3 separate regions of the Homo sapiens genome follow, and regions 2 and 3 are each linked to region 1. The links are chromatin loops, found by intact Hi-C in ENCODE. Cell type or tissue: PC-3. All regions are shown on one strand. Region 1 has its middle 16 kb from the start of SIX2. Region 2 overlaps SRBD1 (S1 RNA binding domain 1). Region 3 overlaps SRBD1 (S1 RNA binding domain 1).

Region 1 (8,000 bases):
TCAGAAGTGCTGGCCCTAGGCTCTCCCACCCAGTAAGAGTTTAATTGGAGAAAACGGTGACTTTTTTAAATGAAAAGAAAAAACAACCTTCAAAACTAGATTAAGAGCAGAAATGCACATGGCAAAATATCTGAAAGCTCCTGGCAGGTGGTGGAAGAAGTCTCTTACCGGCATGAAGTAGAAGCAAAGCCGTCAGCCTCTCCGGAGCCCACAGTTTCAGAGCATGCTGTGAGCAGCTGGGACTTCTCAGCTGGCCACAAGCACTTGTATTCTCCCTGGGGTAAAATCAGTAGCCAAGGCAGTCTGCTCTCAATTTTCTGTCTTGTGGCCTATCTGAGCTGGGATAACTCCGGGATGAGGGAGAGGGGGACTGGGTACAGAAGGAAAGGAAAAAGGGGGTCCTGACTAGAGGCAGGACAGAGCAGAGAACCCATGGCATGCGTTCGTGCCAGTTCCAGTGTCTGTTGCTGTGTAACAATCACCCCCAAAACAGTGGCTTAAAGCAATTTATTTAAATTTCTTAGCCTGGTGCAGTGGCTCATGCGTCTAAACCCAACACTTTGGGAGGCTGAGGTGGGAGGATAGCTTGAGGCCAGGAGTTCAAGACCAGCCCGGGCAACATAGCAAGATCTTGTCTCTACAAAAAAAAAATTTTTTTTTAATTAGCTGGGTGTGGTGACACATGCCTTTGGTCCTAGCTACTCAGGAGGCTGAGGCAAGAGGATTGCTTGAGCCCAGGAGTTTGAGTGATGCAGTGAGCTATGATTGTGCCACTGCCCTCCAACCTGGGTAGCAGAATTTTAAGAGACCCTGTCTCTTAAAAATTTTTTTACTTTTTTAATTTAAAAATAAAATTAAATAAATAAATTTCACATGGTTCTGGGGGTTGCATAGGATCAGCTGGGCAGTTCTCACTTTGGGTCTCTTCTGATGTCAGCAGGAGCTAAAGACATCTGAAGCCTCAACTAGGCTGTGTCCCAAAAGGCTTCTTTACACACATGTCTGGCACCTGGGCAGGGATAGTGGGAACACTGGATGATGGCCCCCACACATCCCACACATTCTTGCCACATGGCTAGTTTGAGCTCCTTCACAATATGGCAGTCTGGAGTATCAGACTTCTTACACAGTAGCGGCTTTTCCCTGAACTTGTGTTTCCAGAGTCCAAGGAAGAAGCTGCAAGGCTTTCTATGACTCAGCCTCAGAAGTCACAAAGTGTTACTTACCTCTGCTGCATTCTGGTGATTAAAAGGGCCAGCCCAGATTTAGTGTAGGAGGGACTGGTGTGAATTCTGGGAGGGTTGACCCATAGTGGGAGGCTTTTGGGGAGACTAGCTACTACAGTGCCTTTGCTGTGTGGCTGGGGCTGTGCCCATCAGCCCAGTTGCCAGGCAAAGCAAAAGCTAAAGTGACAAGGACAGTCACTTTGCTGACTGGTGCAAATGATGCCCTCTAAACCTTGGTGGGGAGGGAATGTGGTATAAAGAACCAAAAAACCTGGGGCCTGGCACTGGCTCTGGCTTTCTCGGGCTATGCACTAGTGGGCACTGGTGTCTTCATCTTAAAATTGAGGCAGTTGGATTAAATCACTTAAGTTTCTTCTCCTCTCCGAGTTAAGAAATATATGGCTGGGTGCAGTGGCTCGCGCCTGTAATCCCAGCACTTTGGGAGGCCAAGGAGGGTGGATCACTTGAGGTCAAGACTTCGAGACCAGCCTGGCCAACATGGTGAAACCCTGTCTCTACTAAAAATACAAAAATTAGCCAGGCGTGGTGGCGCATGCCTTTAATCCCAGCTACTCAGGAAGCTGAGGTAGGAGAGTTGCTTGAACCCAGGAAGCAGAGGTTGCAGTGAGCCAAGATCGCGCCACTGCCCTCCATCCTGGGTGACAGAGTGAGACTCAGTCTCAAAAAAATCATAAAAATAAAAATAAGAAATATAACATGCTATATGAGTTCATCACAGAACCCAAGTCTCTCAAGAGGCAAGGGGACCAAGTCCCAGGGCCATTCCCAGAAGCAAGTATGAAAATTAGAAGTGCCAAGTTATCAGTCACCAATCTTTGCCTCTTCTGAGCAACAAAATCCATATGGCCAAATGGATATGTCCAATTCAGGGGATCCTGCACTTCCCTTCCTGACTGCATGTGTGTACACTTGCGCATGTGTGTGCACTTGTGCATGCGTATGCATGTGGGGAGGTGTAAACGTCAGGCAAGTGTCCCACTGCACACTGTGTTTCTGCTCCAGAAAAAACTGCCAAATGAGTAGTTTATACTGGAGGAAACAGCCCAAATACCTCAATTTATGTAACTATGTGTCGTACGGCCTTTTAATTTAGCCCTCGTTCCAAATGCATGACACATCCTTTTGACACCTTGAAGAAATGCTTCTCAGATGGCAGGCTGGGCACTGCAGCTCGAGGCTGCAAAAGGAAAGCACACAGCCCTGAAAATTAAAAGGGATTTAGATCCTCCTTGGAAATGTCCAGCCTCAGGCTACTTGATGTGGTCATTTATTAAGTGACTTAATCAGGGAAAGGAACTCAGTCTCAGAGCAATTAAGTTGCTTTCTGGGCACTGCTGGATTCTCCTAATTATGAGTGGGGTATTGCATTCATACTGGGACTACCAGAAGATAATTCTATTCCAGGGTTGAAAAACACTTAGCTACTCAGCTATGGAGACTCCATGTTGCTGAGAAACCTATTAAATTGCTGAATTTGGGGAAACTTTCCTTTGATTGAATCCAAGCAGGTTTGCTGTTTTTTGCTTTGTTTTGTTTCTTGTTTCTGAGACAGAGTCCTGCTCTGTCACCCAGGCTGGAGTGCAGTGGCATGACCATGGTTCACTGCAGCCTCAACCTCCCTGGCTCAAGTGATCCTCCTGCCTCTTCCTCCTGTCTAGCTGGGACCACGGGTGTGCGCCATCACACCCAGATAATTTTTTATTTTTGGTAGAGACAGGGTCTCACTTTGTTGCCGAGGCTGGTCTGGAACTTCTGACCTCAAACAATCCTCCTGCCTCAGCCTCCCAAAGTGCTGAGATTACAGGTGTGAGCCACCTTGCCTGATTTCCAACAGTTTTTTAACATAGTTTTATTTGCCCTATAATGAGAAGGATTAAGGTTATAGAATTATAACCTGTCAGAGTCTGATGACTCTCAAAGCTCTCTTATCCCAAGCTTATTCATTTATCTGCCAAAGAAACAAAGGGAAAATGTTAGTGCTCAAGGCCACATACTTTGTCTTTGCAAAACTGGGACTAGCCTTCAGGTCTCCTCTCAAAGCTCAAGGCTCTTGTCTAAACTAGTGGGGAAAGGATCTCTCTAGGACTTTGTTGGGATACTGAAGAACCATTCTAGGACCCCCTCAAATAACCAGCTATGGCTCCCCCAAAAAGTAGAGCAGAATGGACTCAATATCCTGTGCAAAGTGTACATGTGTGAGTGAATGCTCAGCGAGAGAATTTGCTCAAAAATATTTATTGAGGGCCTACTATGTACCAGGAACGATGCTAGAAACCAGGAATATGGCAGGGAACACAGTGTCTCTGGCCTAGAGAAGGATCTTACACTAGAGGCCAGTGAAGAGGAAAATAAGGGAATGAGTGGATGAATAAATAGATGGATGAGTAATTAATAGATGGATAAATAGATCGATAATAAATGAATGGATAGATGGATGGTTGCTACATTTAGAAAGCCAGGAGAGCAACAACTCAGGATTAAGTTAGGGCTTAGACTCAGAAACCTGGGGACCTGCACCATCCTGCATGCCTGCTATGCAGCCAAAATCAACTCTATTCAGATATTCTCCTGCTCAAAAGTCTTCGGTGGATAGCCAGTCCTCCATAATCCATACCCTACACTGCTCCAATGTTTGCCATTTACTTCAATTCTGGTTAATCTCATCACAGTGTCCTTAACACCACTACTAATCAAAACCATTCCTACTCATTTGCTCAGACTGACAGCTTTTCCTGGAATGCCCTCCGCTGTGCCCTCTGCCTCTTCTCCAAGTCCCTTTCCCTTCATCCAGCTCCCCCCACCTTCTCCGGGCCTGCCTGTAACACACACCAAGCACTGAGCACATACTCTTCGGGAGGTGCACCGTATCTGGTGAGCTACATTTGTCTCCCCCACCCTCAGCTAAATGGTCAGGTCATCTAGGTTAGGAACTGTATTCCCTTTCAGGGTCCCCAAAGACAAGCACATGGCTGGGCACACAATAGATGATCAATAAAGACTTTAAGAATAACATAGAATCTGAAGAAAGTAAGTATACGTGGTCCCCCAGGGCACATGCCTGGCTTGGGTTCACCCCTAGGAAACTCTGAAACCCTGGTTTTCCTCCCAGAATCTACTTCATCCAGCCCCGCCCTCTCCATCTGCTGTCATGCTTTCCTGGAGGCATCCCCTCAGAATTAACATTGGGGCGAGGCCTGGAGTGCTGGGCAAGGACGCGGGGAGGGGCCTTTTGGATTGTTTTACAACAAAATCTCCTCTTCTGAGCTGGTGAATGACTCAGCATCTTGGATTCCAAATGAAAAAAAAAAAAAGCCACTTTCATTCTGTCATGCAGGAAGCACAGAGGGTCCAGCTGACTTTGTGATGTCACTGTGCCAGGCTCGGAGCCCAGCCATGTCAAATCTGGGCACCTGAAGTGTGAGCTACTCTGCCAACCTTCTAACCAGTCAGGGATGGAGAAAGAGCACCTCCTGTTGATGGACTTGGCAACCCCATTTTATAGATGAGAAAGTTGAGACCAGATAAATCAAAACCTCTTAGGGTTCCCCAAATTGTCACTCTTTCTCCCTGATGTCTGCCCAGGACCTCTCTGAGCTGGTGAAAGATGAAAATTAATCCTTCCTCAAAACAGCTGCAGCCCTGTATTAAAGGAAGAATCTGTAAATACACAGCTTCTTTTGAGCCCCCACACCACAGGTGGCTGGTGGGGAGCCACCGTGCCTGCTCCCACTCTTGCATCCCGCTGGTTCCTGAGAGCCAGGGGCTCTTCAGAGAGGGGACTTCTTCTCATTTGAATATGTTGGGAAGCAAAGGGAGGTGTACATAACAGGCCCTGTGACTGCTGGAGGGAGACCTGGGCCAGCAGCTGCAGGAAACATTCAAGAACAGTTCATCCTTACAAAAATATCCTCCCTGACACCAACCAGCTCCGGAGAGGCAGGAGGGGACACTGGGAAATCAATCTCCATTCCAGAATGAGCCAGCTCTGCCACTGAGGCAGTTTCCCTCTTGCCCTGGCTACCACTGATACAGAATACCAGCAAGTGTCATAGCATCCACCCGTCGCTGCATCCCAGATCAGGTGGCCCGGGCTCCAGGACCATGCCAGGAGGAGGGGAGAAGCATCCTGGCCTGGCAGCCTGGCTTGGTCATGTGGGCATTGACTAGCCCACCTGGCCACCAAGCAGCACCTGGATTCTCCCCTCCTACCTTCTGCTCCTGCCGAATCCAAAGCATGGTCAGTGCATTCAACATGAATTCAACAGTCCTGCTGCTCAGGGTAGCAATACAGGACAGTGGCCACATGCCCAGACTCTGCAAGCAGACCTTGCTTCAACTCCCTTCTCTGTCCCTAGTTTAACCTCCCTGCACCCCAAGTACCCACTTTCCATTACGTAAAATGGGCCTAATGGCAGTCTCCACCTTAGAGAGTTGTCAGGGGAGTCACAAATCCTTCTTCTCAAGCCCCTTGTTCAGTGTCATAGTGAGCACTCAATAAAAGACAGCTACTATTTATAAATTAACAAAAAGACTTTTTAAAAAGCTTCTGCGGGGTACAAGTTGCCATGCTAGATGCTGGACCATTTCTGTGTTCATTATGGCTGGGCAAAGGAAGGGAGGGAGAAATTATTTAATCCAGTAAATTATGAACAGTTATGAGAAAGGAAAAGTATTTGATGTCTGAGGAAACCGACAGTATTGACTAAAGGCTAAGAATGGCCTCTGCCCTAGATGAGATGGCAGACCCCTGGTGCAGTAGGATGGGGTGAGGGAGTGTGAAGATTATTTCCCATTCTCATGCCTGTCATACTAGTGGCTATGAAGGGACACAAACGCCCTGTTCTAGATCCAAAGGGGTGCTAGGACTCCCGAGGAAGAAGCAGGAGGCCTTCTACTGGTGGATCTAGAAGCTCTGTCAGCCTGCCCCCACCATGGATCCAGGGGTGAGCTCAGGGCTGGTGGAGGGATGCTGGGGTCTGTGAGTCCCTGCATTGAAGGCTGCCTTTCATGTCTATGTGCATGTGAGAATTTTCTTGGGAAGACACATTTTCTTCATGTTTTCAATGGGGTCCCTGACCTCAAAAGGTTTAGAACCACTGCTCTATGCATTAACTTCATCCTGTCCAGCATGATTCTCAGATGATATTGTTAGCACCAGTCCTCTCTCTTCAACCAGACTGTATTTGCCATCCATCACCATCATCTGATATGGCCAGAGTAAATGTGTATTGGTTGACTCTGTATATTTCTACGTATTTCAGCTTTTCCCAGAAATCTCTCACTTTGGACACCTGGAGGGAGATAGGCGACAAACACAAAGCCTAGCAGGCTTTCTCAGGTACGGCTAAGGTAGATCAGGAAGGCAGCAGTCCCTCCTCACCTGACCCAGTTAGGGCTGGAACTGAAGCCTGCAGTCATTTACAAGTCATTGTGCACCATAATACTGCTAGTCATTCCTTTCTTCAACAAACATTTATTGAGGACCTACTGTGTGCCATGCACTGTTCCAGATGTTGGAGATATAGCCATGAGTCCATCAGGCAAAGTCCCTTTTGCCATGCAGTTTATACTCTAAGAACGAAACAGTCAACGATAATCAGACAAGCATGATACTTTCAGATGGTGGTAAGTGTGAAGATAAAACATAATTATACAGTGGAGAGAGCAGGAGACACTCAAGGTAAAAGCCTAGAGGTGGGAACAAGTTTGGCACATTTGAAGAACAGGAAGGAAGCTAGGGCAGCAGAAGCATGATGAGCAAAGAGACAGAGAAAGAGCATCAGAAGCAGTGAGAGAGAGAAGCAGGGGCTGGATCACCTTCGCCCTTGGAGATCTCCATAGGGAGTTTGTGCTGGGGGCAGTGGGGAACTATCAGATAATTTTAAACATCAAAGTAATGTGACACATTTTGAAAGTCACTAGGACTGCGGTGGAGAATTGTTGGGAAGAGAAGAAGCAAGGAAGCCACACACCAGGTGCCAAGCCAGACGCAGGGGACCCCATGACGAACAAGACAGCCACACACGCTGACCTCACGGAGCTTATAGTCTTAAATAGGAGACTCTGGGGTTCCCTGCTTCCTTTGATCCAAAGTCAGAAGCAAACACAAGGCCAAGATGTGCCTAGTCTCTGAGCTGAGAAAGGAAATAGTATGGTTTCCTCCTGTTCGCCCAGACCTGTTCAGCCTCAGGGGCACACCTCCCCTATCCTAATTCTCCTTGTTCAAACCCCAGACCAAGACCACCTTCCCCATCCGAGAAGCCTTCCTTGCCCACCTAGGCACACCTGTGTCCCAATCATGGTGGTGAGGAGTGGTGGGTGGTCTTGCTCTCTTCTGCTTCACACAGGTGAGTTTTGTTGACCAGCTAGCCTTCCCCCTCTGACAGCCTAACACAGAGCTGGGTATAGAGTAGAGGCAGCGTAAATACTCCTCAGATTTATACTGTGGGAAAAGAAGTATATATTTGTCCATTGACTGGAATGGAATGAGATTAGATTGGATTGAATTGCTGGTGGGCATTGTAAGTACTGACGTAGGTGACGTATGACCTCCTAGAAACTTCTCAGATTAAATATAGGCTAGAAAAAAGGTAGTAGAAATTACAGATTCCTTGTGAATGACCACAGCCCCAGCCATGTGCTACATGACCACAGTCCCAACTACAAAGATTATAACAGATTGAGCTTACAAATTTTCCCAATTAAGAGCGCTAGCTATTGAGAAGGGGGAAAGTTCAGTAACTGAGTTTGTTT
Region 2 (8,000 bases), 470 kb before region 1:
GATATTATTCAACCATAAAAAAAGAATGAAACCCTGTCATTTGCAGCAGCCTGGATGGAACTGGAGGCCATTATGCTAACTGAAATAAGCCAGGCATGGAAAGACAAATATTGCATGTTCTCACTCATATGGGAGACAAAAAAGTTGACCTCATGGAGACAGAGAGTAGAATGGTAGTTACCAGAGTTGGGGGGCATGAAGAAGTTATATAGAAGGAATAAGTTCTAGTATTCCGTAGTACAGTGGGGAAATTATAATTAACAGTAATTTATTATATATTTTTAAATAGAAGAGAATTGTAATGTTCTCAACATGAAGAAAAATAGATGTTTGAGGTGACAGATATCCCACTTATACCCTGATTTGATCATTACAGATTATATACAGATATCAAATTATCAATGTACCCCAAAAATATGTATAACAGTTATATATCAAGTAATTTTCAAAAATTAAAATGAGCACACACAACTTTCTGTTTCAGAAAACCATTAAGAGAATGACAAGATAAACCAAAATTGGGAGAAAATAATTGCAAATATTGTATCTGATAAAAGACTTGCAGTTAGAATACGTAAAGAACAGTTATGACTCACTAGTAAGGAGACAAACCAATTAAAAATGGGCAGAATAGATATTTCACTAAAGAAGGTTAGAAAAGGCCAATAAGTACATTGAGTAAATGGTTTACATCATTAATGATTAAAGAAATATAAATAAAATTATAAGTAGATAACACTTCATAGCCACTAAAATAGCTATAGTAAAAAGAGAGACAAATAGTAAGTATTGTCAAGGATATGAACAAACTGGAGCCTTCATTCATTGCACCTAGGTAGTTTTCTTTTTTGAGACGGAATCTCACTCTGTCGCCCAGGCTGGGGTGCTGTGGTGCGATCTCAAGCGATTCTCCTGCCTCAGCCTCCTGAGTAGCTGGGATTACAGGTGCATGTCACCATGCCGGGCTGATTTTGTATTTTTAGTAGAGACAGGGTTTCACCGTGTTGGTCAGGCTGGTCTTGAACTCCTGACCTCGTGATCTGCCCACCTCAGCCTCCCAAAGTGCTGAGATTACAGGCGTGAGCCACCACGCCTGGCTGGCAGTTTCTTAAAAAAAAAAATTATATGAAATTGAATTTTGGTGATGGTTGTACAACATTTACTAAAAGTCATTGAATTATATTCACTTAACATGGGTGAATTTTATGCAATGTAAATCATACCTCAGCAAACCTTAAAAAGTGTGGGCCCGGGACCAGAAGTATCTGATTCACCAGAGAACTTCTTAGAAATGCAAATTCTCAGCCACAGTGAAGTAGAAACTGTGGGGGTGTGGCTCAGCAATCTGTTTTATGAAACCCTCCAGCTAATTCTGATGTAGGCTCCAGTTTGAGAATTACTGCTCTAGATTGAAGGAAAGTTAAATGGAAATGTGGGTTGTTTTTGGTACCGTTTATGTACATTCAGTCTACCCTGTTCCTGTAACTGCAGGAAGGGTTTGAATTAAGGACTGTTCTAGTAGAATTAAAGGAAATTATAGGGCAATGACAGTAAAAATAAACTGGCCTTTCATGTTCTTGGTATGTCCCCATGAGAAGCTCTATGATTGTGATGTTTGTGTACCACATGTTAGTAAATTCCTGTGTTCTTTTAGGCTTGCCATTAATGAACATAGCATAAACAGGTTCATTTGCCATAGCGACAGTAGAAGTTTAGATCCTTGAAAGGAATTATGTCTCCTAAATATTTACACAGTGTAATATAGCAGAGTCAGAAATGTGCAGTGATCACAAAAAAGTAAAGATCTGACTCTAGATTAAGAAGCAGCCGGCTGAACTGAGCAACTCATTCTTTCCCTCCATCTGTTCAGTGTACTTTAAAAACTATGATTAGAAAAGAGGCTGATCTGTACATAGCATGTGTTTTCAGGATTTTTTTTCAGCATTAGCTGGGTGGCCAACAGAAATTTTGAAGGTTGAGGCTGCTCCAGAATAGATCTTCAAGATCCAAACTGGAGGCTACTGGGTGGTGAGTATGTTAGATGAAGTTTGTAGATAGGGTCTCCTTTGACTGGATAGTGGTGACTCCTGCTGAGGTATAAGTTCAGAGGAAAGTAGAGGTTGTGGGGAGAGAGATAAACAAATGTAAGAGAAGGGAGAGAGGGAGGAGTGAGGAATGGCATCATGAATGTATGTCATTTGTTAGTGGAGTTCGCTGAGATTGTAACAGTACAGTATAGAAGCATATTAGTGAATGTAGCAGAAACCATTGTTATTTCCAAAACTTTATTCAGCTATAGGTAAAAAAGAACTGGGCTGTTTGTTGCCGGCAAAGTATATCGCTGCTTCTATCTTTCTCTTTTTAATTATTATTATTATTTTACTTTTTACTGTTGTTTCATTTTGCTTTTTTTCTGTTTGTTTATTTGGGGTTTTCTTTTTTGTTGTCATTCTTTTTTAATGCTTTTAATAGTCAGTATTATTGGGAAAATATAGCAAAATATTAGAATATTCTCAAAGTTGGCTAATTCTGTCTTACGTTATTAGATAATGATGGAGTAGAATAATTTGCAATATGTTTTATTCTAAAAAATCTATGCCATAGCAATCTGAACTTCTCATATTTATTACTGGACAAACTCCCACAGATGCATTTAAGCTAAAAATAAAAACAAAACAAAACATAGGAGCAGTGGAAGAGTAAATGATGCAAAATGATGCAAACTTTTCCCTTTGTTAAGCAAACTTCACAATTCTCTGTGCAGCTCTCAGATTTGTATCTGAATGAAGGTGCACTTGAAAAGTATAAACAAATACAGATAATCTGGTATTATATGAGTAAATACAAATTTGAGTACAAAAGACATAAATAATTTTGGAGTTAAGTGCAAGAATCAGGAGAAGCAACTTTTGGGTGCTTTGTGGGGATGGCAGGTGGGTTGACATACCATGTTTTTTAAGCCAATACATTTCAAAATGTTGACCAAAGACCATTTTAATTATAAAATTAGAATAGTGTTTATTCCCTGCCCCCTTAGGTTTTGTATCTTGTTAGCAGTGAACCTGGAATGTTTATAGTACTGTTGCAAACAACGGTTTCTTCCACAGTTAGTGTTCCTTCCTCTCTATGAGCCTGCTTTTCCTGTCCCAGTATCAACCAGGCCCTTGCCTCTTGCCTAGTCGAATGCCACTTACGCATCAGGTCTTGTGTTTGGTCCTGTGGCAGTTTTTTTCTTTAGTTTCCTTAGTGGTACCATTAAATACTTTATGGTATGGCAACAACTTTATGTTGGTATCAGATACAGGTAGAGAAAAAAGATAAAAGAGGGATTTTGAAAGAGAAAAGCAGAATGCGGGGAGAGAGGGAAGAGAGAGAGAGAGTGAGATGCTTACTGTGGAAGGTAAGGGGAAACAATTTCTGCTTACGCCATTCTTTGTTGAAATTTCTTCTACCTCAGTAGAGGTACTTAATCTACAAATAGGAAACAAACTTTCCATCTTTTTTGTCCTTCAGTTTGTTGATTTGCTTTTCCCCATGATGGCATTTGAAGGTACCATTGAGTTTGTCATCTCTGTGAAGTTTGGAACCCCAAAATCCAAATTAAAGCTCTGCTTTTTAGTTGGTAATTCGGGTCTGTCCATTTTAGGTTTATTTTGTGGTTGGAAAGTGTTCTTTTCATCCACTGTGGTATGGGGCACCAAAAGAGAAGTAGCCAAGATAATTCTGTTCTTTTGAAAGACTGCTCTGTAGCTAAGATTTGATAGGATGTCCATCCTGGAGTATACTTAGATCCTCTGGTTGGTAGACTTTTTATTTTCTCCCAGGCTTGGTGTGGATCCTCTGTGTGATAACTGTACCACTACTAGAGTTGTTCTCTGTGGAAAATGATCATCTTTTTTGAAACATAACAAACTTAAAAAAACAAAAACAAAACGCTGGTAATTGAAGAATTGCTTCTAACTTGTCCTCCACCAGATGGTGCTAGTGTTACGTATCTAAAGGTAAACTCCTTTGGTATTGAAGTAAGGAGGTTGTGTATTTTCTTTCTCTTTTTCTGCCTCACCATATTTTGCCCTTAGTACTTTTTCATACATGCTACTTTCCTGGCATACTGCTGCATCACTTCACATATTTTATATTGTAGATAGTGAGCTGGTTATGCCTTAGTGATCATGAAGGATAACTTGGGAGGCCAAGTAAAATTCAAGAGGGCAAGGACCAAGTGAAATTTAAGGATGTATAATTTGTATTTTCTTATAAGATTTTTTTAATCATTCATTTGCTTCTTAAATGGCCTGTGTGTAAAAGTTGAGAACTTATTCTTGACTTTTCTGCTTAGCTATCTTTCTTTTATGTTATCATAATGATGTCATAAAATGTCATTGCTTGAGATCTTCTACAAACAAATGATGTATTTACCAAGATTTAAGTTCACAATAACTTTAAAAGAAAGCTTGGTAAATTAAAAAAAAAAAGTTGGCCATTATCTGATATGATTCCCTGACCAATTAATAATTGTTCTTACATTTTTAAACCTTTTCTGATTACATATGAGTATTACATGGTTATTGCAGAAAAACTTAAACAAGAATACAATTAAAGTAATAATACATGTTTAAATACTATTAACATTATATTACATAAGCCTGCTTTTTCTTTACCCAGTTTTAACTTAATAATTTATCATAAATATTTTACATGAGATAAAAATATTTTACAATAATAATTCTTAATGAAAGCTTAATTAAATGAACACTGTAATGATAGGCATTTTTTTCCACTTTGTTTCAGTCACAGTTGTGCTATCATAAATAGTGCAGTTTAATTTTTTTGAATTTTTACATTTCATTTGCATGTATTGCTAAAAATATAATAGCTAGTTCAGAGAGAATGTACATTTTTGTGATTTTTGATCTGATTTTCAATTTACCATCCAAAGAGTTCTGCAGTTTGAAAGTCTTTGACGGGACATGATTCTGCTTGTTTCCGTATGTCCTCTTAATCACTAGATTACCTAATTTATTTTATTTTTTTTTTTTTTTGAGTTGAAGTTTCATTCTTGTTGCCCAGGATGGAGTGCAGTGGCGCGATCTTGGCTCACTACAACCTTCACCTTCCAGATTCAAACGATTCTGCCTCAGCCTCCTGAGTAGCTGGGATTACAGGCATGTACCACCACGCTTGGCTGATTTTTTTTTTGTATTTAGTAGAGACTGGGATTCACCATGTTAGTCAGGCTGGTCTTGAACTCCTGACCTCAGGTGATCCACCCACCTGGGCCTCCCAAAGTGCTGGGATTACAGGTGTGTGCCACCGTGCCTGGCCTTACCTAAGTTTTTAAGATGACTAGATATTGCTCATTTGAGAATCCTTGAAATGATAATTCATCATTACATAAAAGAATTTAAAATTGCTTTGATATTTTCTTAGAAGTAAGCTCTACCCTTTAAGCATTAAATCTCAGAGCCCCCACTGTTCGTGGTAGTTTAGTTTTTGGCCTTGTCTCCTATCCCTAAAATACAAACAGCTATTCTTTTGATACTTCAGAACAGGTTATCTCATATGCAAATAATTAAGATTTATGTTGGTTCATGTTTTTAGTGCTTTGTATTACTCGTTGAGAAACCTAGTGCAAGTCATTTAACCTCTCACGATATGTTTCTCAGTCTGACAAGTTGGAAGAATGTTTTTTAGATAAATTATTTTTAAAACTTTGAGATGAGCTAGGCATTTGGCATAGTGGCTTTTTAATACCTTCATTTTTGATAGGCAGAAGGAAGGAAAAGGGGAAGATGCTAGATATTTGTAGAGCCTGAAGAATTCTAATATACTTTTGTAAAGAATTAAAAAGGTATCAGTCAGTGTTGAGTAATTATATCCCAGTTGATTTTTGGTATCTTACTAAATAACTGCATTTTTATTTAAGCAAATTACTTTTAAATTAAGTTCTTCTGTTAACATAAAAGAGCATGTAATTTATTTTAAAATCAGAAAAACCAAGTTATTTTCATATTTGGGAAATGGGAAGAAAAGAGATTCATGCAGAGTCTTCATGAAATCTTGTAAATGAAGGTGAAAACTGTTAGCCCAGTAATTTAAAAAAAAAAATAGTTTTGGCTGGGCGCAGTGGCTTGCGCCTGTAATCCCAGCACTTTGGGAGGCCGAGGCAGGCGGATCACGAGGTCAGGAGATCGAGACCATCGTGGCTAACATGGTGAAACCCCGTCTCTACTACAAAATACAAAAAATTAGCCAGGTGTGGTGGCGGGCGCCTGTAGTCCCAGCTACTTGGGAGGCTGAGGCAGGAGAATGGTGTGAACCCGGGAGGTGGAGCTTGCAGTGAGCGGAGATGGCGCCACTGCACTCCAGCCTGGGCGACAGAACGAGACTCTGTCTCAAAAACAACAACAACAACAGAAAAAACCTAGTTTTTCTTTCTCATGAAAATAATCTCACCTTCCCATCTCAATTTGGCAAAATATAATAATGATAATAACATTCCTTATGGTCAGAATGAATAGTCACTGTAAGAAAAGTTTTTTGAAAACCTAGTTTTAAACGGTTCATCAACATACAATCTGTCATGGTAGAAAAGACTTGTAAACTGTAGAGATATCAATTCTGTTATTTAAACGTATATCTTTTATACAGAAAACAAATTATATTGATTAATGATTAGCTTTTTGTAAGTAACACCATTGAATTTTACCTAAGATAAAACTTAGCATTTTTGTACTGGGCGTAGTGGCTCACGCCTGTGATCCCAGCCCTTTGGGAGGCTGAGGCAGGTGGATCACCCGAGGTTGGGAGTTCTGATCAGCCTGACCAACACGGCAAAACCCCGTCTCTATTAAAAATACAAAAATTAGCTGGGCATGATGGTGGGCACCTATAATCCTAGCTACTCGGGAGGCTGAGGCAGGAGAATCTCTTGAACCTGGGAGGCGGAGGTAATAGTGAGCCGAGATTGCGCCATTGCATTCCAGCCTGGGCGACAGAGTGAGACTCTGTCTCAAAAAAATAAATTAATTAAATAAAGCAGCATTTTTAACTCAATAGGGTTTTTGTTAAAAAATTTGAAAGTGAATGCGTTGATATTGTAGGTACTTTACTTGCTTTTTACTTTATAAGTGTGTGGTTTGTTTCCTTAAAATAAAAATCCTAAAAATAGTGCTTAAATAAAATATCTTAAATTATCAATTTAATTATAGAGAATTGGCATATTAACTTTTAGATCTGGTAAAATGTAAATTCAATGCTAGCTTCTGAAGTGTACTTTCTTATATCTAAAGCTTGAAATACTAATGTATTGGTTTAGGTGAAGGTCTAAACTATAGCAATTTGAAGGGCCTTCTGAGTACTGTAATAATCTATAAATAATTAGTTGAATTACAACTGTGGCAGTTAAAATCCCCCCAGATGATAAATTCTGCTCAGTCATCTGCTTCATGGCAAAATACATAAAATAATCAAATTGCTAGGATTTTGAGGCTAATTTGTTTGTACTGCTGAGAAATTTGTTTTGTGAAATGTAATATTAAATCGTTAGATATATGAATTTTATATAAAGTTCATTTTTGCTTTCTTCAAAATATATTAGAGATAATTGGAATAATTTCCCAATAGTTTATTGGAAAATTTCCCATCAAACAGAAAGTGTTTTCGTAAATTTAGTGTACTTTTGGCAAGTGTCTATTCTTGAACTCTTAAATAGGAATGAAAAAGGGAGGGTATTAAAACTTTTGTTCTTAGCAATGTCTGGAAAAAAATCATCACTCCCAGTTTGATTTGTTTCATTAATTCTAGTCACATATACTTCTTCAGTCCTTACATGTTTTATATTGAAGTAATCAATGTTGAGGTTTTTCTGTGCATTTAGGTTATTTAAGATTTCTGATCTATGCTGAGCACTGAACTGTGTATTAGACACATACTCTTCAGTAAGTAAAGCATATGAAATTTACTACATTTTGTATTGATTTAATATTAATGTTAATCCA
Region 3 (8,000 bases), 410 kb before region 1:
GCAAACCTGTTGTCATTAAAAACTTCTTGTTATTAAGATTCTTTATTCTTCCTTTTGCTTCATCATTCTCTACTATTAACTCCATCTGCTTCTTTCCCTCTTTTTCCTCCAGCTACCTGACTCTAGGCAGCCATCATCTCCCTCTTGATATACTGAGAAAGTCTCTTACCAGGACTTCCTGTTTTCACTTTTGTCTTTTTAAAATCCATTTTCTACAGCATAATTTTTAAAAAGTATGTCAGATCCCATCTCTGTTCCCGTTGTCTCTGGAATAAAATTCAAACTCCTTGCCATGGAGACTTACAAGAGCTTGTCTACTCTCCAGCCTTATTTCTTAGTACTTTCCCCTTTTTTTGGTTATGTCTCAGCCAGATTGCCCTCCTTTCAATTTCAGCACTGTAGCTTGTTACTACGTGTGGCCATTCAAAACAGTAGATATTTATTACAAACTTACTTTTAGGGACGAGACACTACTGCCTCCAGAGAAGGAAAGAAATTTTGTTAGAATATTATAAAAGGGTGGCATGTAAAGGTAGCTAGACTGCCTTATCTCCATTTCTTCTCAGTGTCAGAAAACTCTCAAACTAAAATGGAAATAAGTTGCTGATTCACTTTAAAACCCAAACTTACTTAAAATAAACTGTCAGTTCTAAGCTGAGATTTACTCCAATAGAATATTCCCTTGATGGGTTGAGAATGAATAAGATGAATTATCTGAGTCCTGATCTTGCTCATATAGCTGTTTCTTTAAGGACCAACATTTGGTTCCTATACCGTAGGATTCTCTCCCTGGTAAAGAGGAGTTAGTAATATCCATATCTCTTTTCTAAATTCCAGAATTCTTCAATTTGTATTTTCTTTAACTCTGTGACCTAGCCGTTGTCCACGGCACAGTTAGTCTGTGGGTCAAATGGGTGTGGTTTCACCTAATTCTCCCAGAACGGGAGATATTGCAGGAAAATGAGTCCTACTACAATGAACATTAAAGAAAAGATTATGTCTAAAGGCAACATTTTCATATAAGTTTTTTCCCATATCTATTAATTGCATCAAGGTATGTGTCTGTACCAACGTATGCTGTTGGACCTTTCTGTTAGAGGTGCTTAATTGGTTTCTGACCATGTCAGTTATAAGATAGAGAATCTGTCTGTGGTAAATGACATCCCATAAATGAGTTTCATAAGGCTTGACCTGGGAGCTGACATGTCAGGACTTCCTAGTGTGTCTTTGCATACCGGTTCTAAATCTCCCAGCTTCTTTGGTATCTTTTTATTGTATGACAAGATGCTGTACTTTAGTTCATGTTTGAAGCGACAGAAGCTTAAGTTTTGAGTTCCCAGGAAAAGAAAGACTTAAACATTTCCAATTAAAGCATCAGAGATTAGTCTGACTAGGGTGTGAGTTAACAGGAACTCTTTATTGACCTAAAAACCTACCCAGAAAGTATTGGCATGAGAATTTGGCAGCTTGGAGTGGGAGGGCCTATGGCTATGGTCAGTCTTAACATGTTAGGACATCTTAAATTTCACTTTAAAATTTCTGAGTTTGCTGTTGATTGATGCCTGCTAAGAAAGCGTTTCTATAATAGGAATTGAGATTGTGCTGCTGTAATGCCCTCAAGCAATGCCACGTCACCAGTATCTCCTCCTATTTTAGGGCAATTCTTTTTCTTAAACCAAATTCCCAGCTTCAGCAAGAAGAATCCAAAAGCCGAACTGTTAGAAATTTGTCCCTGGTTTTTCCTTCCTTTACCCAATTTATTGAGTAGCTACTATGTACTAAGAAGCATGGTGTTAAGAAGTGGGAATACAAAGAAAAGTCTAAATGGCCAGCAAATGAACAAAGAGATCTTCAACTAAACCAGTACTTAAGGAAATAAAATTAAAGCAGCAGTTAGAGTGAGTACGTACTATGTACCAGGATACAATAACAAATCATATTTATTTACTTACACACATACACACCTGTGTGCATCAGGTGATAATAAATACTATGGATAAAATAGGAAATGGGGATAGGAACAGTATGGGAGGCAGAGTTTTGCAGCCTGGTCTTCACTGCCACCAGTGCATGAGGCTAGGTGTGGAGGATCATTGCAGATCACATGGAGTGCCTGGGCTCTGTCGCCATGGTTATGTAGAGATGGGACATGGAAGCGAAAGGAAACCTTTCCTTTCCATATTAACTCTCTGACTCCACATTAATGTGGATCCTGTCCTGGCAGTGTCAGCCTCAGGTCTAATTTGAAAGGTTTACTGTCTATAATAATAATGGGCTGGAAGCCAGTTCACATCTGACTACATGTGTGGCCACATACATGTATGTGTATTTGGGAAGAGAAAATGTATCTTTAGAACTTACTACTGGAAACATTAGGAAAGAGCCTTTTTTCTACATGTGGAGAAGAAAAGCCTTTTTTTATTATTATGCGTTAATACTCTTTTTTTCTCCAACCTCTGTCTCCTCAAACAGACAAATAATTTAAACATGGCTGTCAAAATTTCTGAACACCAGGAGGATGCCTCCCTGCCTTCCCTCCCTCCTTCCCTCTATTTCTGTCTCTCTCTTTCTGTCTCTCTCACACAGAACCATAGTTTCAGATCAGATTTTCTACACACTGTTTTAATTTATTAGAAGGGAAAAATTCTTTCTTATGGCTAAAAGTTTGCACTCTTGATTTTTCTAAAGTCCACTTTTATGACTAAGCTATAAATCTCTAAAAATAGAGATTTACAGTGGAAATGTCAACTCCTTTGTATTATGTCAGGTCAAAATGTGTAGCTAATTGGTGTGCATTTGTTCATGCATATGTCATGAGCCAGAACTATGTTTTAGCCCAGTGACCACACATGGGGGCAGATAGGTGTGGTCCAGTTCAGATATACTAATGTTTTCTTTGTTTATGGTAAATTAGAATAGTGCAAGGTACTGGTTTGGAAAAATATGTGGGCAAGGCAGACATTTAGGATTTATGAACCTTTACTTAGCCAGTATTGCCCTATCATTCGTCCACCATATCGACCTGTATCCACTAGGGGACATAAGAACACCTACTGGAGGAAAGAATGAAAGTTTGTCTGCATTAAAATTTAAACACAGGACTCTTAGATAACATACAAAAAGACTCATTTTTTTAGTTTCATGATTCATAAAGAAGTTATATATTTTGTTTAAATTTTAATCATCACCAGAAACTTTTAAAGGCAGGATCAGTATCTTAACGTCTATTTATGGAATGAGAACCAAACAAGCAGCTAACTAGCAAGCTTGTGTCATTAACTGACTACCTATGTGGTCTACAGAAGCTATGCTGAGAATGATTCTGGCTTTACAAAATACTTTATATAGAAAAGGATTACCTTTTAGAGTCAGGAGGTGAGACATCTGGGGAGGACATCTGCTATCAGATTGCAGTGGACAAAAACCAGAAGTGTTCTATATTTTGCACCCCGGCCACTAGCTATGAAACCCGAGAGACAGATGTTAAGGGCACTGCTGTTGTCTTCTAAACTGATTATCTGGCCTACCAGGTTAGAAACTTAGGTTGTATTTTTTACTTATGGTTCTTTTTTTTTTTCGGTATGATCTACCTGCAGAAAAAAATGCAAAGATTTTAAGTGATACAGTCTTTATAGACAATTTTTGCTTTTTAGTTGGAGTTTTTACTAACATTTAATATAAGTATTAATATAACTGAATTAAGGTCTACAGTTTTGCTGTTTGCTTTGTTTGTCCCATCTGCTTTTTGATCATTTCTTGTTCCTTTTCTGCCTTATTTTGGCAGAAAATCAAATCATTTTTAGTTTTTCATTTTAATTCTGTTGACTTTTCAGCTATACTTCTTTGCATTTTTTTTAAAGTGGTTACTCTAGGGATTATAATACACAGTCATATCTTCTCAGTCAACAGTGGTTAATATTTTACCACCTCACCTCCTTCTTTGTGCTATATATATATGCATATATATATATATGCATTCATCAATTGTTTTATATATATATATATATATGTCCTAGAATACCATGTTTTACTTTTTGCTTTCTGGTTTTATGTCTTTTAAGTAAAATTAGAATAAACACGCACAATTTTATATTTACCCATATATTTTCCAGCTGGTGTCAATTTCCTTTAGTCTGCAAAATTCCCTTTAAAATTTTTTTGTAGTGTAGGTCTGCTGGCAATGAGATCTCATTTATCTAAAAATCCCTTTTCCGTTATCTTTAAAGATATAGAATTTGAGGTTGACAAGTGGTTGTGGTGTGTGTATGTGTGTGTGCAGCACTTTAAAGATACCGTTTCATTGTCTCCTGGCCTCTGTTGTTTCTGATAAAAAGTTAACCATTACTCATATTGTTGTTCCTCCATATATAACATGTACATTCTCTCTGGCTACTTTGACAATTTTCCCTTTATCTTTGTTTTCCAGCAGTTTGACCATAAAGTTTCTAGGTATAGTTTTCTTTGTTTTTGTCCTTCTTAGGGTTCACTGAGCTTCTTGCATCTTTACATTATGTTATGTTTTTGAAAAAATTGGGGAAAGTTTTGTTACTACTTCAAATATTTATCTGCCCTATTCTCTCTTTCCCTCTCAGGACTCCAGTTACATATAGTTGTGCATTGTGATCTTGTCCCACAGTTCATTAAGGTTCTTTTATACCCCCCATCCTCGCCTCTCCTTCTTTTTTTATTTCTGGTCTTCAGATAGGATAATTTCTGCATATCTCTCTTCGTGTTCACTGATTTATTTATTTTTCTACTCCAATCTGCTGTTAAGCCCATTCAATAATTTTATTTCAGATGCTGTATTTCTTTATTCTTTGTTTATTAAAGCTTTAATTCCTTTACTGCTGTTTACCATCTATTCATTGATTTGGGACCATATTTGCCTTTAAGTCCTGGAGCCACTTTAAAGTTCTTGTCTGCTGTTTCCAACATCTGGGTCATCCTAGTTTGGTTTCTGCTGGATAAGTTGACCCATTATTCTGTTATTGGTCACATGTGCCTGCATTTTTGTATGTCTAGCTAGTTTTATTACATGGTGGATATTGTGGATGCTCTGTGTTGTTGAAAATACAAATTTTGTTGTCTTCCTTTAAAGAGTATTGAATTTTCTTCTGGTAATCAGATAATTAACTCTCAGATCAGACTATCAGATCAGAATGAATCATATAGGGATTTTTTTCAAGACTTATTTTTAAAGCAGTTTTAGGTTCGCAACAGAGCAAAAACTACAGAGAGTTACCATATAAATCTTCCTGCCACATATGCACAGCCCCCTCCAGTCTCAACATTCTGCACCAGAATGGCACATTTGTTACAATTGATGAATGCATATCATTATCAGTCAAAGTTAATAGTTTACATTATGGTATAATGTTACACATTATGGGTTTAGACAAACAGATAATAACCTATATTCACTATTTATAGTATCATAAAGACACTAAATTTTAACAAAATCCATATCAATTATTTCTATTATGAATTGTGCCTTTATTGTTGTATCTAAAAAAGTCATTGCCATATCCAAGTTTAGTTAGATTTTCTCCTATGTTATTGCCTAGTTTTATGGTTTCATGTTTTACATTTAGGTCTATGATTCATTTTGATGTGAGTTTGTTTCATTTTTTGTCTTTGTTTTTGAGACAGAGTCTTAGTCTATCGCCCAGATTGTAGTGCAGTGGCACGATCTTGGTTCACTGCAACCTCCGCCTCCTGAGCTCAGGTGATCTTCCCATCTCAGGCTCCTGAGTAGCTGGGAATATCAACATGTACCACCATGTCTGTCTTATGATTCATTTTGATTTACTTTTGTTAAGGGTGTAAGATCTGTGTCTACATTCATTATTTTGCAAGTTGATGTCCAGTTGTTCCAGCACCACCTGTTGCAAAGATACCTTTTCTCCATTGTATTGCCTTTGCTCTTTTGTCAAAGATCAGTTGACTCTATGTATATGGGTCTTTTGGTGCTTTCTATTCCATTGATCTATTTGTCTTTTTTTTTTTTTTTTTAAACCAATACTGCAGTGTCTTGATTACTATGCTTAGTGTAGTATGTCTTAAAAGTTAGATAGTGTCAGTTCTTTGACTTCATTCTCTTTTAATACTGTGTTGGCTGTTCTGGGTCTAATTAGCTCTCTATATAAACTTTAGAATTTTAATTGGGATTGTGTTGAATCTATAGATGGGAAGAACTGACATCTTGACAGTATTGAGTCATCCTACCCACATACATGAAATATCTCTCCTCTTAGTTCTTTGATTTCTATCAATAGAGTATTGTAGTTTTCTTCTTATAGATCTTATACATATCTTATTAGATTTATACTTTAAGCTTTTGGAGGGTGCTAATGTAAATGTACTGTGTTTTTAATTTTAAATACCACTTATTTATTGCTGGCATATAGGAAAACAGTTTACTTTTGTATATTAACCTTGTGTCCTACAACCTTGCTGTGATCACGTATTAGTTCCAGGAGTTTTTTAATCAATTCTTTTGAATTTTCTACATAGACGATCATATTATCTGTGAACAAAGAGTTTTCTTTCTTTCCTCATGATAAGGTTAGGCCTTGTGTCCCCACCCAAATCTCATCATGAATTGTAATCATCAGGTCTTGAGGGAGAGACCTGGTGAGAGGTGATTGGATCATGGGGGTGGTTTCCCCTATGCTGTTCTCCTCATAGTGAGTAAATTCTAACAAGATCTGATGGTTTTATAAATGGTAGTTTTTCCTGCACTTAGACACACACTCTCTCTCACCTGCCACCATGTAAGTCATGCCTGCTTCCCCTTCTATCATGATTGTAAGTTTCCTGAGGCCTCCCCAGCCATGTGGAACTGTGAGTCAGTTAAACCTCTTTCCTTCATAAATTACCCAGTCATAGGAAGTTCTTTATAGCGGTGTGAAAATGGACTAATACACCTCACAATCTTATATAACTTTTCTTTTCTTACTGCATTAGGTGGTACTTCCAGTATGATGTTGAGTGGTGGTAAGAAGGGACATCCTTGTCTTGTTTCTGATCTTAGTGGGAAATATTCTGGTTTCTTACCATTAAATGTTATGTTAGCTGTAGGGTTTTTGTAGATGTTTTTAATCACCTTGAGGATGTTTCCCGTTTGTTCTTAGTTTATTGAGAATTTTTATCATGAATGAGTGTTAGTTAGATTTTGTCAAGTGCTTTTTCTGCAGCTAGGACTATGTGATTTTTTTTTTCTTTTTTAGCTTGTTGATGTGATAGATTCCATTAATTGATTTTTTGAATGTTGAACCAGACTTGCATACCTGAGATATATTATATTTGGCTATGGTGTATAATTCTTCTTATAGATTGTTAGACTTGATTTCCTAGCTTTTTTGAGAATTTTTGCATCTGTGTTCATGAGAAATACTGATCTGTCATTTTCTTGTAATGTCTTTGTCTGGTTTTGGAATTAAGGTTATGCTGGTTTCATAGAATTATTTAGGAAGTATTCCCTCCGCTTCTATTTTCTGGAAAAGATTATAGAGAATTGGTATAATTTCTTCCTTAAATGTTTGATAGAATTCATCAGTGAACCCATCTGAGTAAGGATTATTTTTTAAAATTTTGTTAGGGTGGGGGTAGTGTAATCCTTTCTCCAGGACTAGAATAGCTCACTTCTACCCCTTTCTGGGTATCAGCAGAGTATCCGGGGTGTTCAACGAGGTCTCTTCAGTATGATTGGTAGGACGTCCTATGTCTCCCAGCTTTGTGTAATCTCAGGAATCTCTGGGTAGCTGCCAACTCACAGGCAGCTGTTTTTTTTTTTTGTTTTTTTTTTTTCCCCTGGCCTTGTGTTGTCTTGTCTTGGTGCCCTGGGTATGTGCAGCTTAGTATTTAGCTAAATGCTTAAGATGTCACTTATATGAGTAACTGGAATACTGCTCTTCAGAGCTTCATTCTCTCTGATATCATACTCTTAAAACCTTCAGGAATCCCAACCTCCAGTCTGTTTCTCCAGCTCAGTAAGATTA

What was found. A loop is a pair of places that touch in the nucleus more often than their neighbours do. Peaks named below come from ENCODE experiments on the same cell type or tissue, not always from the same donor. Only the 100,000 strongest peaks of a DNase experiment are listed, where the experiment ranks them.
Region 2: it touches region 1 in a loop (10-fold over the local background); 13 of 110 quality-filtered maps call a loop at or near these places.
Region 3: a loop joins it to region 1, with 13 times the contacts of the local background. A loop is called at or near these places in 3 of 110 quality-filtered maps.

What each region holds. Positions count from the first base shown.
Region 1 is chr2:45,021,659-45,029,658 of GRCh38, reverse strand. No RefSeq gene overlaps it. Among named protein-coding and RNA genes, the nearest start is that of SIX2, 16 kb to the right of the region's middle. In PC-3, a CTCF peak has its summit at 4,727; DNase peaks (open chromatin) are centred at 1,188 and 4,588; H3K27ac peaks cover 1,080 bases.
Region 2 is chr2:45,490,854-45,498,853 of GRCh38, reverse strand. All of the region lies in intron 14 of SRBD1 (S1 RNA binding domain 1), which reads left to right. Among named protein-coding and RNA genes, the nearest start is that of SRBD1, 120 kb to the left of the region's middle. In PC-3, a CTCF peak has its summit at 3,970 (motif pointing right); a DNase peak (open chromatin) is centred at 3,983; H3K27ac peaks cover 591 bases.
Region 3 is chr2:45,435,370-45,443,369 of GRCh38, reverse strand. The region is part of intron 16 of SRBD1 (S1 RNA binding domain 1); the gene reads left to right. Among named protein-coding and RNA genes, the nearest start is that of SRBD1, 170 kb to the left of the region's middle. In PC-3, CTCF peaks have their summits at 2,826 and 3,028; a DNase peak (open chromatin) is centred at 3,039; H3K27ac peaks cover 2,677 bases.